4 separate regions of the Homo sapiens genome follow, and all the other regions are linked to region 4. A link is a loop called in an ENCODE intact Hi-C map of the cell type or tissue named here. Cell type or tissue: PC-3. All regions are shown on one strand. Region 1 has its middle 61 kb from the start of SLFN11. Region 2 overlaps LOC105371933 (a long non-coding RNA gene). Region 3 overlaps SLFN12L (schlafen family member 12 like). Region 4 overlaps SLFN5 (schlafen family member 5).

The links. Peaks named below come from ENCODE experiments on the same cell type or tissue, not always from the same donor. Only the 100,000 strongest peaks of a DNase experiment are listed, where the experiment ranks them.
Region 1: a loop joins it to region 4, with 2.0 times the contacts of the local background. A loop is called at or near these places in 19 of 110 quality-filtered maps.
Region 2: a loop joins it to region 4, with 2.5 times the contacts of the local background. A loop is called at or near these places in 21 of 110 quality-filtered maps.
Region 3: it touches region 4 in a loop (6-fold over the local background); 31 of 110 quality-filtered maps call a loop at or near these places.

What each region holds. Positions count from the first base shown.
Region 1 is chr17:35,311,663-35,314,162 of GRCh38, reverse strand. No RefSeq gene overlaps it. Among named protein-coding and RNA genes, the nearest start is that of SLFN11, 61 kb to the left of the region's middle. RefSeq lists enhancers at 137-796, 1,975-2,476. In PC-3, a CTCF peak has its summit at 1,260 (motif pointing left); no DNase peak of the experiment used is centred here.
Region 2 is chr17:35,373,741-35,376,240 of GRCh38, reverse strand. It overlaps LOC105371933 (a long non-coding RNA gene), which reads right to left. Exons shown (of 2, transcript NR_171638.1): 2 at 1,386-2,329. It also overlaps the pseudogene UFM1P2. Among named protein-coding and RNA genes, the nearest start is that of SLFN11, 1.4 kb to the right of the region's middle. RefSeq lists enhancers at 1,693-1,792, 2,463-2,500. In PC-3, no CTCF peak of the experiment used is centred here; no DNase peak of the experiment used is centred here; H3K4me3 peaks cover 1,437 bases; H3K27ac peaks cover 689 bases.
Region 3 is chr17:35,532,437-35,534,936 of GRCh38, reverse strand. All of the region lies in intron 1 of SLFN12L (schlafen family member 12 like), which reads left to right. Among named protein-coding and RNA genes, the nearest start is that of SLFN12L, 4.0 kb to the left of the region's middle. In PC-3, CTCF peaks have their summits at 1,233 and 1,435 (motif pointing right); a DNase peak (open chromatin) is centred at 1,446.
Region 4 is chr17:35,252,995-35,255,494 of GRCh38, reverse strand. All of the region lies in intron 1 of SLFN5 (schlafen family member 5), which reads right to left. Among named protein-coding and RNA genes, the nearest start is that of SLFN5, 11 kb to the right of the region's middle. In PC-3, no CTCF peak of the experiment used is centred here; a DNase peak (open chromatin) is centred at 954; H3K27ac peaks cover 1,420 bases.

The DNA.
Region 1 (2,500 bases), 59 kb before region 4:
AGGAGGAGACTGTGTAACCGAGGACTCCCCGCGTCTGCTGTCCCCTGCCAAATCGGGCTCGCTGGCTTCCGGCCCACAACGGCCTTCCTGCCCCTTCCTGAAATTATGGCCATGGCTCGGTTCCTTTGAGAGCCCAATTCCCTGAGGCCAGCAACAAGCTTTTTGGCTCCATCCCTACCACCCCCAGGCCAGCGTGGGAAGAGGAGGCTTTGCACCTTTGTGTGCCCGCAGCAGTGAAATCCAGCATTGCTTGCGTGGGAGGGAAGTGCAAGAGTGCCCCGTCCCCACTGCCCCAGCTGAGGGGTCCTGCCCTCCCCGGTGAAAGACCCACAGCACAGCCACCCTGCCCCATGTAAACATTTTCAGCTGCAGCCCAGAGCCCTTCTGAAAACCCAACCCCCCAAGCTTTTGATCTTCCTTGGGATTCCACCGCCCAAGTGCTCTGCCTGCCCTCACCTGAGAGTTCAGCGGTGACCGACCCGGGAGACTAGCCCACTCCTCGTCATCACAGCCCGTACCTGAAGTCTGGGCTAGCCTGACCCTGGTCCAGCCCATTCCGGACTCATATACACTGTCCCAGCAGGCCGTCTGGGGTCCTGGAAACGGGGAACTACCTATCCCATTCCAACTCTGCTGCCACCCGATAACTTCCACCGGGGCCGAGGTCAGGTGGACCCAATCAGCGGACACCACCATAACCAACCATGTAAGGGTTTGGGGTGGAGCTCTCCCCGCCCCACCCTTCACATGAAGCAGCAGTGCTACCACATCAGAAAACAGAGGAGCCACAAAGCTATCTCTATTGGGCTGAGTTACAAAGTTTTGCCCCCAAACCACTCCCACGGAGACTCACAAAACAGTTTCCTGTGGCTCTCAACCACGTAGGGGTCCAGAGATTGGCTATGTGTGTCTGAACTAGGAGTCACCAACCCCGCCCAGAACAGGGGTGTGATAGGCAAACAGATCATGTTCCTGCCTATGTAGGATGGGGAGCCAGTACAGCCCCCTAACCTCCTCACCCCAAAGACACCTCAGCGCATTTCACCGGGAGCCACCCACCCACTGTCATCAGGGCTGGTGCCTGCACTCACTACTGGGGCCTTCTTAGGCAAGCTAGGGGCTCCAGCTACCCTCCAAGAACAGGAAAGCTTAGGGTAGGGGGCTCTCCACTGCCCAGCCCACCTCCTGAGACAATAGAGAGAACTTCACAGTAAACAAAGATCAGTTACATACTCCTCTGCTTGTGCCGCAGCTGACAATTACCCTTAAGCGCCATCTACTGGCCTGTAGATCAAATATCACAGCCCAGTGTAAAACCTGCCAACAGAAGTGCATAGGGTTACAGAAGCAAAGCCAGAAGGCCCTACTCAACATACTCTGTAGCTATACCCTGCTAGAGATGGGGTGGGGGAGAAAGGCAAAGAAAAAAAATTCTTTCCACATTAAATTAATTACAAAAATTAGAAGTGCTAGCCTCTCCAGATAAGAAGGAAACAGTGTAAGAATTCCAGCACCATGAAAAATCTGAATGTTGTGACACCACCAAAAGATTACACTAGCTCTCCACCAATGGACCCTAACAAAAAAGGAAGCTCAGAAATGACAGAGAATTCAAAGCATGGATTGCAAGGCAGCTCAACGAGATCCAAGACAAGGCTGAAAATCGACGCAAGGAAACTACTAAAGCAATCCAGAAAATGAAGGAAGAGATAAGCATCTTTTTAAAACTTATCAGATCTTCAGAAATTGAAAAACTCACTTACAGAATTTCAAAATACTATTGAAATCTCTATCAACAGACTAGATCAAGCACAAGGAAGAATTTCAGAGCATGAAGACCAATATTTCTAACTAACTCAGTCACACAGAAATAAAGAATTGTTTAAAAATGAGTAAAATTTTTTAGAAACATAGGATTATGTTAAGCAACCAAATCTACAAAAGATTGGAATTCCTGAGAGAAGAAGAAAAAGTAAACAGCTGGAAAACTTATTTGAAGGAATAATTCAAAAATGTTTTCCTAATCTTGTTAGAGAGGTAGACATCCAAACACAATAAACCTGGAGAACACCTGCAAGATACTATACAAGACAAATGTCACCAAGGCACATAGTCACCAGAGTATCCAAAGTCAATACTAAAGAAAAAATGTTAAACGACACCTAGAGAAAAATGTCAGATCACTTACAAGGGAACCCCATTAGGCTAACAATGGACTTCTCAGCAGAAACCTTACAAATGAGAAGAGATTGAGTACTTATTTTCAGTATTCTCAAATAAAAGGAAGTCCAACCAGGAATTTGATGTCTTCCCAAACTAAGCTTCATAAACAAAGAAGAAATAAAATATTTTCCAGGCAAGCAATTGTTAAAGGACCTTATTTTTTACCACTAGACTAGCATTACGAGATATCCTAAGAGAGTTTTAAATATGGAAATGAAAGAATGATGCCTGCTACCACAAAAGCACACTTAAGTATTATACATAGTTCACAGACCTT
Region 2 (2,500 bases), 120 kb before region 4:
AAACTAAGTATCTACTGGCCTTGTCAACATACAGACTTCAAAATACCCCTTATGAGAATCCAAAGAATGATGTGTGTAAGGGAAGATTTTATGTGCCCTTCCAGAAGAAATCAGTATCTATGTAAATCTTGAAAGATGAAATCAAAGCTCATAATGATTCAGAATCAGTGCTTGCCCTGCTGTATTCTGTCTGAACGGTGAACTCTGGAAGCAGGGATTGTGTCTGTCTGGCTCTTTTTAGAGCTGGAAATGTAGTGGCTTTCATTAAATACTTGCTGTGAAGTCTCTCTAAGACCAATTATTATCTTAGCATGTTTCAGTATCTTCTCTGTTATAGGCTCTAGGTTCATTGGGGAAAAAGATATAAGAAAATTCAACAGACTCAGCATTTGAAGTGTGCCATTGGTAGTTGTTTATGAAGTTACCAGATATTCATATATGTGACAAATGAACAGCAGGATTATGAATTATCAAAGGAAAAGACATTTGCTGAGGTGAAAAACTCTGGTGTTTGAGGAAGTTTTTATTTTTATAAAATAAAAATATTTTAAAATTTTAAAATCTTATAAATAAAATCTTTAAAATATTATAAAATAAAAATATTTAAAATATTTTATTTTAAAATCTGATGTTCAAACGCCCGTTTCTTACAATAACTATTGAGCCTCAGTTAACCAGAAATTTGTGAACATCCATTTCCTGACTTTTTGCTTTAAATTTTTTCTCCACTGTTTCTAGCACAAAAGTTTGCCTGCTGTGTTGCAGAAATAAATTTATGTTGTCCTCTGCCATAAAGTGATATATTTAATATTTTTATTCTTTGTTTTTGAAAATTATATTGTAAGTTCCTAAAAACATTTTATTAAACAATTAGACATTTTGTTATTAAATAAATGTGATCTGTAATTTCTTTGTGCAGAATGATTTGAAGTATTGTATTTAGTTTACATGCATTGTGGGTTCATAATTAATATCCAATGAAAATACATTTTGTTATATTGTAAAAAAAGAATAATTTTAACAGTAAAAAAGAGATTTTTTATATTTATCTGCATATTTACTATCTTCTGTGCTCTTCATTCTTTTTTGTAGATCTGAGTTTCATTCAGGTATCATTTTCCTTCCAGCTAAAGAACTTCCTTTAATATTTTTTCATAAGAAAGATCGGCTGGTGACAAATTCCCTCAGATTTTCAGATTTCCTTTTTTTTTTTTTTTGTCTGAAGTCATTACTTTGCCTCCATTTAGGTAGGCCTTTTTTGTGGTTGTTATAGGATTCTAGGTTGACAATCTTTTAGCACGTTATAGATGCATGGTTCTGGATTTGGTACAGGTTTGCACAGACTCTCTGTAAACATGTTAAAGAAAAATGGAGAAGCTGCAACATGAGAATACGAAGATTTACTGAAATGAAAAGGTGGTCATTGAAAGAAAGTGGGTTATGAAACAGCATGAACATTATGACCTCATTTTAACAAACGTGCGTAACATACACATAAGTGTAATATGTATGTACATGTATCCATACACACATTGTATATGTATAATGAAATCCGTTTTATTTTCTTACTTTCGCTTTCACTGGAGCCTGTATTAATCAGTGCGGCATTAACCGCTGCTCCCACCCTCGGGCCACTCCGCATCAGTGAGAAGTGGGCCTCCGACAGAGCCGCCCGGGCCTAGGGTTCCGCAAGGCTGGCAGCACGGAGCCCGGCCAAGGGCGAGCGCTCCGCCAAGGATGGGGAGTTGGCCAAAGACAGGAGGATTACAAAATCCAAACACTCGGACAGAATCCTGGCGGGTGCTAAAGACTGCAGCGGGGCAGAAAAGCAGAACGCTGGCAGGTTTTTTTCATATCACTAGCAGCGTGACGGTTACCGGGGTTGACCAAGCACAGCGCACCGGCCGCCGTTAAATCCCACTCTGGCTCGGGGTCTGCGGAGCCTGCCTCAGCCGCAGGCTCCATAAACCCAGCCAGGAACCAAGCGCGGCCCAATCTGCACATCTGCCGCATTTTGGCAAGGGGTCCGGGGTCTGGAACAGAAGCGGAGGCCCAAATTCTTGCCTCGGTCTCCAAGACCCACTTTCTGGGGCGATGGAGAGAGAAGCCCAGCTTGGGATCTGGGCAAGTCGAGCGGGTTGGAAGGGGAAAGCTCTGGCGAGAGCTCAGCTGGACTCTCCGAGGGGTATCTGGAAGGTGGGACCGCAGGCACCGGGAGAGAAGAGGGTGCGAGGAAGGAAACGGCCACCCCGTTGGGAGCGCAGGAGCCGACAGCTGCTTGGGCCTGGGAAGTTCTTCTCTTTCTTCATAATCTTTATTCTTTGTTTTGCTGTAATCCAGATAGATGAATAGATAGATGATAGGGAGGGAGAGATGGATGGAGGGAGCGAGGAGACGGAGGAAGGGTGGGAAGAAGGGGGAGGAAAAAATCCCCAAATTCCCGGAAACTAAGAACTACGTGGCAACAGTCAGAAGGGTGGGAGCTTCTAGGCAATTTAAC
Region 3 (2,500 bases), 280 kb before region 4:
TATGCCCTTTGTTTTTATTTGCTCTTGATTGATTAGCTCTTCCTGTATCAGAACTCTTGATCCCAGGCCTTGATAGAGATTTCTGCTTTTGGCTGCTTAAGCTTTGGCATATATCCAGGTTCTCTCTCCACATTTGGATCCTTTCTCCCTTTCAATGTTTGGCTAAGCTATGGTTTTTAATCTGGGGTGAGAAGCAGTATCTCATAAACAGCTCCCGCCAGTGACTGGGCCCATTCTGGTTCTTATCCATTGGATTGAGATGGAAGAGGAGCAATTGAAATAATAGACATGAATTCCCATCAATTGCCAGGTCCCTCGGCTTACTTCTAAATCTCTCTCAACTCTGCCGGCTTAATTCTAAATCTCTCTCAACTCTGCCTACTTCTCCACTGTCCCCACCTTAGTCCACATCACCATCTGTTCTCATTTGGGCTGCTGAAACCATATCCTGAAAGGTCTTTTCCATGACTGCTCTAACCTGCTTCAGCTAGAAAGGACTTTGAAAAATGTTCATCTGATGCTGTGTCTTCCTGCTTAACAACCTCCAATGGCTTCCCATTACTTTTTGTTTTTTTTGAGACGGAGTCTTGCTCTGTTGCCAGGCTGGAGTGCAGTGGGACGATCTCAGCTCACTGCAACCTCCGCTTCCCGGGTTCAAGAGATTCTCCTGCCTCAGCCTCCCGAGTAGCTGGGACTGCAGGCATGTGCCACCATGCCCGGCTAATTTTTTGTATTTTTAGTAGAGATGGGGTTTCACCGTGTTAGCCAGGATGGTCTCCATCTCTTGACCTCATGATCTGCCCACCAGGGCCTCCCAAAGTGCTGGGATCACAGGCATGAGACACCGTGCCCAGGCCTTTCTTTTGAGACAGAGTCTCCTTCTGTTGCCCAGCCTGGAGTGCAGTGGCATGATTTTGACTCACTGCAAACTTTGCCTCCCAGGTTAAAGCAATTCTCGTGCCTCAGCCTCCCAAGTAGCTGGGACTACAGGTGCAGCCTGGTTAATTTTTGTATTTTTAGTAGAGATGAGGTTTCACTATGTTGGCCAGGCTGGTCTCGAACTCCTGACCTCAGGTGATCTGCCCGCCTCGGCCTCCCAAAGTGCTGGGATTACAGGCGTGAGCTATGGTGTCTGGCCAGCTTCCCATTACTCTTAGGGTAAAGCCAGGAACCCTTAAAGTGGCTTACCAGACAATGCACAGCTGGACACCTGAGCATGGTTCCAACCTCATCTCCTGCCTCTATCCTTCCAGCTCTGTGCTGTCAGTCTTTTGAACTTGACATACTCCTTCTTACTTCTGTCTAGAAAATTCTTCCCCCCCTTCTTCACCAAATTAACTCTTCACCTCATTTGCATTCTTCAGATCTTAACTCAAATGTTACTTTTTCTGGAAATCCTTCTCTGAACCCATTCCCTCTCCAACTGCCAGGTGAGGGCAGTGTTTCCATTCTAAGCTCCCCTGACATTCTAAACTTTTGTCCATAGGAGTCACTTGTTTACTGTCAACCTCCTCAAGAACAGGGACCAGGTTTGTTTTGTTCACCACTGTCTTTTCTGGATTTAGCACAGTGCTAGGCAAATAATAGATTTCCAATAAATATTTGTTGAGTAAATGATTTATGACTATTATTTATGGTTAAGTATGAATTGAGAGCAATTTCAACAATTGAGAAGTACCTAGTTCATTAATATGCATCTTTTAAAAATAGTTTCTACATACAACATTGTGTTAAGCATCTTCTTGATGAAATGTAACATATAACTAAAAGCATAACAACTTGAAAGGGTTGTAGAGGTGTTATGTGATAAAAGCAGAATATAAAATTCTGTTTATTTGATGTTTACAAATTGTAAAACAATGTAATATTATTAAGATGATAAGAGATAAGGCTGAAAATATTATTGATCACCATAATATTGTTTATAAAGTATATAAAACTGAATGTTGTAGCCTGCCATTTTTTGTGTGTCAAACAATATATATTTAATAATGTGATAATTATATGATTTTGAAGTTTTTTTGTTTTTGTCTTTTGGTTTGTTTTTGTTTTTGAGACAGGGTCTCACCAGGCTGGAGTGCAGTGGAATGATTTTTGTTCACTGCAACCTCTGCCTCCTGGGTTCTAGTGATTCTCCTGCCTCAGCCTCCTGAGTAGCTGGGATTACAGGCACCTGCCATCATGCCTGGCTAATTTTTGTATTTTCAGTAGGGGTGAGGATTTCACTGTGTTAGCCAGGCTGGTCTTGAACTCCTGGCCTCAAGTGATATGCCTGCCTTGGCCTCCCAAAGTGTAAGGATTATAGGTGAGAGCCACGGTGCCTGGCCTGATTTTGAAGTTTTAAAAAAAGTTTTCCAGTAATCCCAACGGAGCCAGGTACTTTATAAAATTTTTCTTGATAACGTCCCTCAGGCTTTTTATTCTGTTATTGATTTATCTGCACTATCAATTTTTTATTAAACAAGCTTTGCTTTTGTGCCTTTTTTTTTTTTTTTGAGAT
Region 4 (2,500 bases):
TTCCGCTAAAACACCCATGCGTATGCACATGTGCGCACGCATACACACACATATCATGGTAGTCATTTTCTAAAAGCAGATTCAGTGTTTTCTATGTTGTTTTTATTTCAACTTACATTTTTCCCAGCAGTAAAAGTAATATGTGCTCAATGTGTCAAAGAAAGAAAAACCAAAGGCAGAATTAAAGAAAAAGAACACTTATAGATTCACCATTTAAAGATTTAGCATTCTAATGCATTTCCTTCAGCACTTTTCTCTAAATATTTTTGTGTTGTTGGTTTGCAGAGCCATTAACAATAAGATTTGTCTTTTTTAACATCATTAATCCTTTTTCTAATTAGAAGAATAACAGGAGATTCTAACTTAAGAATCCCAAGAAAGATGTCTGTACCTCCTTCACCCCTCATAGATTATTGAAAAACAATAGTGAGTTTTTTAAAATCCAGAAATTTATTTATTTATTTATTTTGATTTTTTTGAGACAGAGCCTCGCTCTATTGCCCAGGCTGTAGTGCAGTGGTGTGATCTCAGCTCACTGCAACCTCTGCCTCCTGGGTTCAAGTGATTCTCCTTCCTCAGCCTTCTGAGTAGCTGGGACTACAGGCACAAGCCACCATGCCCAGCTAATTTTTGTATTTTTAGTAGAGACAGGGTTTCGCCATGTTAGCCAGGCTGGTCTCGAACTCCTGACCTCAGGTGATCCACCCGCTTCAGCCTCCCAAATTGCTGGGATTACAGGCGTGAGCCACCACGCCCGGCCGAAATCCAGAAATTTAAACCTCAACATGTACGCAGAAGGAATGCCAAGTGCACTGAAAACTTGAGCAGGGAAGTTGATGACACCAAAATAGAATGCCTGCAGTAATGGATGCTGGGCATTGCTGGCAAAATTTGAAGTTCTCTGAAGTAGGAAGAAAAACAGTGACTCATGCATGATTACAGAACCCTGTGTCGTAAGAGTTGGCACTGTGAACTGAGATTTCAGATTTCATGCTCTCTGGACACTGTCTTTGCCCTGCCCCCTGCATTTCTTCCCTCAAAAAAGTGGATGCAGGAAACAAGAGATTCAACAAGGAAAGGAAGTTTAAAAATCCCCTGGATGTTTGTGAAGGGAGGTCTGGGAATAACAGCTGCAGAGCAGGCCTACAGATCACAGGCAAAACTGCACAACAGAGCAGCAGGCTTCGGTGGACAGAGCCTAAGACCATGCAATTGACAGATCACTTAGTAAACTGAGAGGGTGGAGAGTAGGGGATGAATTGGTCATAGGCACTTAGGAAGACAGACAAATACAAATATAAGACAATAATGCTAAGTTAAAATAAAAAGTAGTATAGTAAATAAAAGATAACCATAAGGCATTATTTGGCACCGTTGTAAATAAAGTCCTAGTCATGATAATATAAACTCCGAATATTGTTCTGATAAAAAATGATGATATAAGATATAGTTGTATTGGCAGGATGTGGAGAAGGAAGGCATAGGATAAGAAGTGTTGGCCAGGCACAGTGGCTCATGCTTGTAATCCCAGCACTTTGGGAAGACAAGGTGGGCGGATCACCTGAGGTTAGGAGTTCAAGACCAGCCTGGCCAACACAGTGAAATCCCATCTCTACGAAAAATACAAAAATTAGCCAGGCAAGGTGGCATGCGGCTGTAGTCTCAGCTACTCAGGAGGCTGAGGCACAAGAATCACTTGAGCCCAGGAGCTGGAGATTGCAGTGAGCTGAGATCATGCCACTGCACTCCAGCCTGGGTGACAGAGTGAGACTCCATCTCAAAAAAAAAAAAAAAAAAAAAAAAACTGTTAGCTATACTCAGGCCAGGCACAGCGGCTCACACCTGTAATTCCCCCATTTTGGGAGGCCAAGGTGGGAGGATTGCTTGAGGCCAGGAGCTTAAGACCAGCCTGGGCAACATAATGGGATAACGAGTTCTTATCTCTTCAAAAACCAAAACACCAAGCATGGTGGCATGCACCTGTAGTCCTACCTACTTGGGAAGCTGAGGTAGGAGGATCTCCTGAGCCCAGTGGATTGAGGCTGCAGTGAGCCAAGATCATACCACTGCACTCCAGCCTGGGCAACAGAGGGAGACCCTGTCTCCAAAGATTTAAAAGAGAGAGAGAGAGAGAGTGCTATACAGTCATCTTCCAGAAATAAACAGTATCTTTTATGGTCTGAATGTTTGCAACTCCCTAAAGTTCATTGTGCAAATCCTAACCCTAAAGGTGCTGGTATTAGGAGATAGGGCCATTGGAAGGTGATTAGGTCATGATGATGTACCCTCATAAGTGAGATTAGTGCCCTTATGAAAGAGGTCCAAGGGAGCATATACACCCCCGCTACCATGCGAGGACCCAGTGAGAAGGCACCATCTATGAGGGCCCTCTCCAGATACCAAATCTCTCAGCACCTTGGACTTCCCAGCCACCAAAATTGTGTGCAATAAATTTTTGTTGTTTAAAAGCCACCCAGTCCATGGTATTTTGTTACAGCAG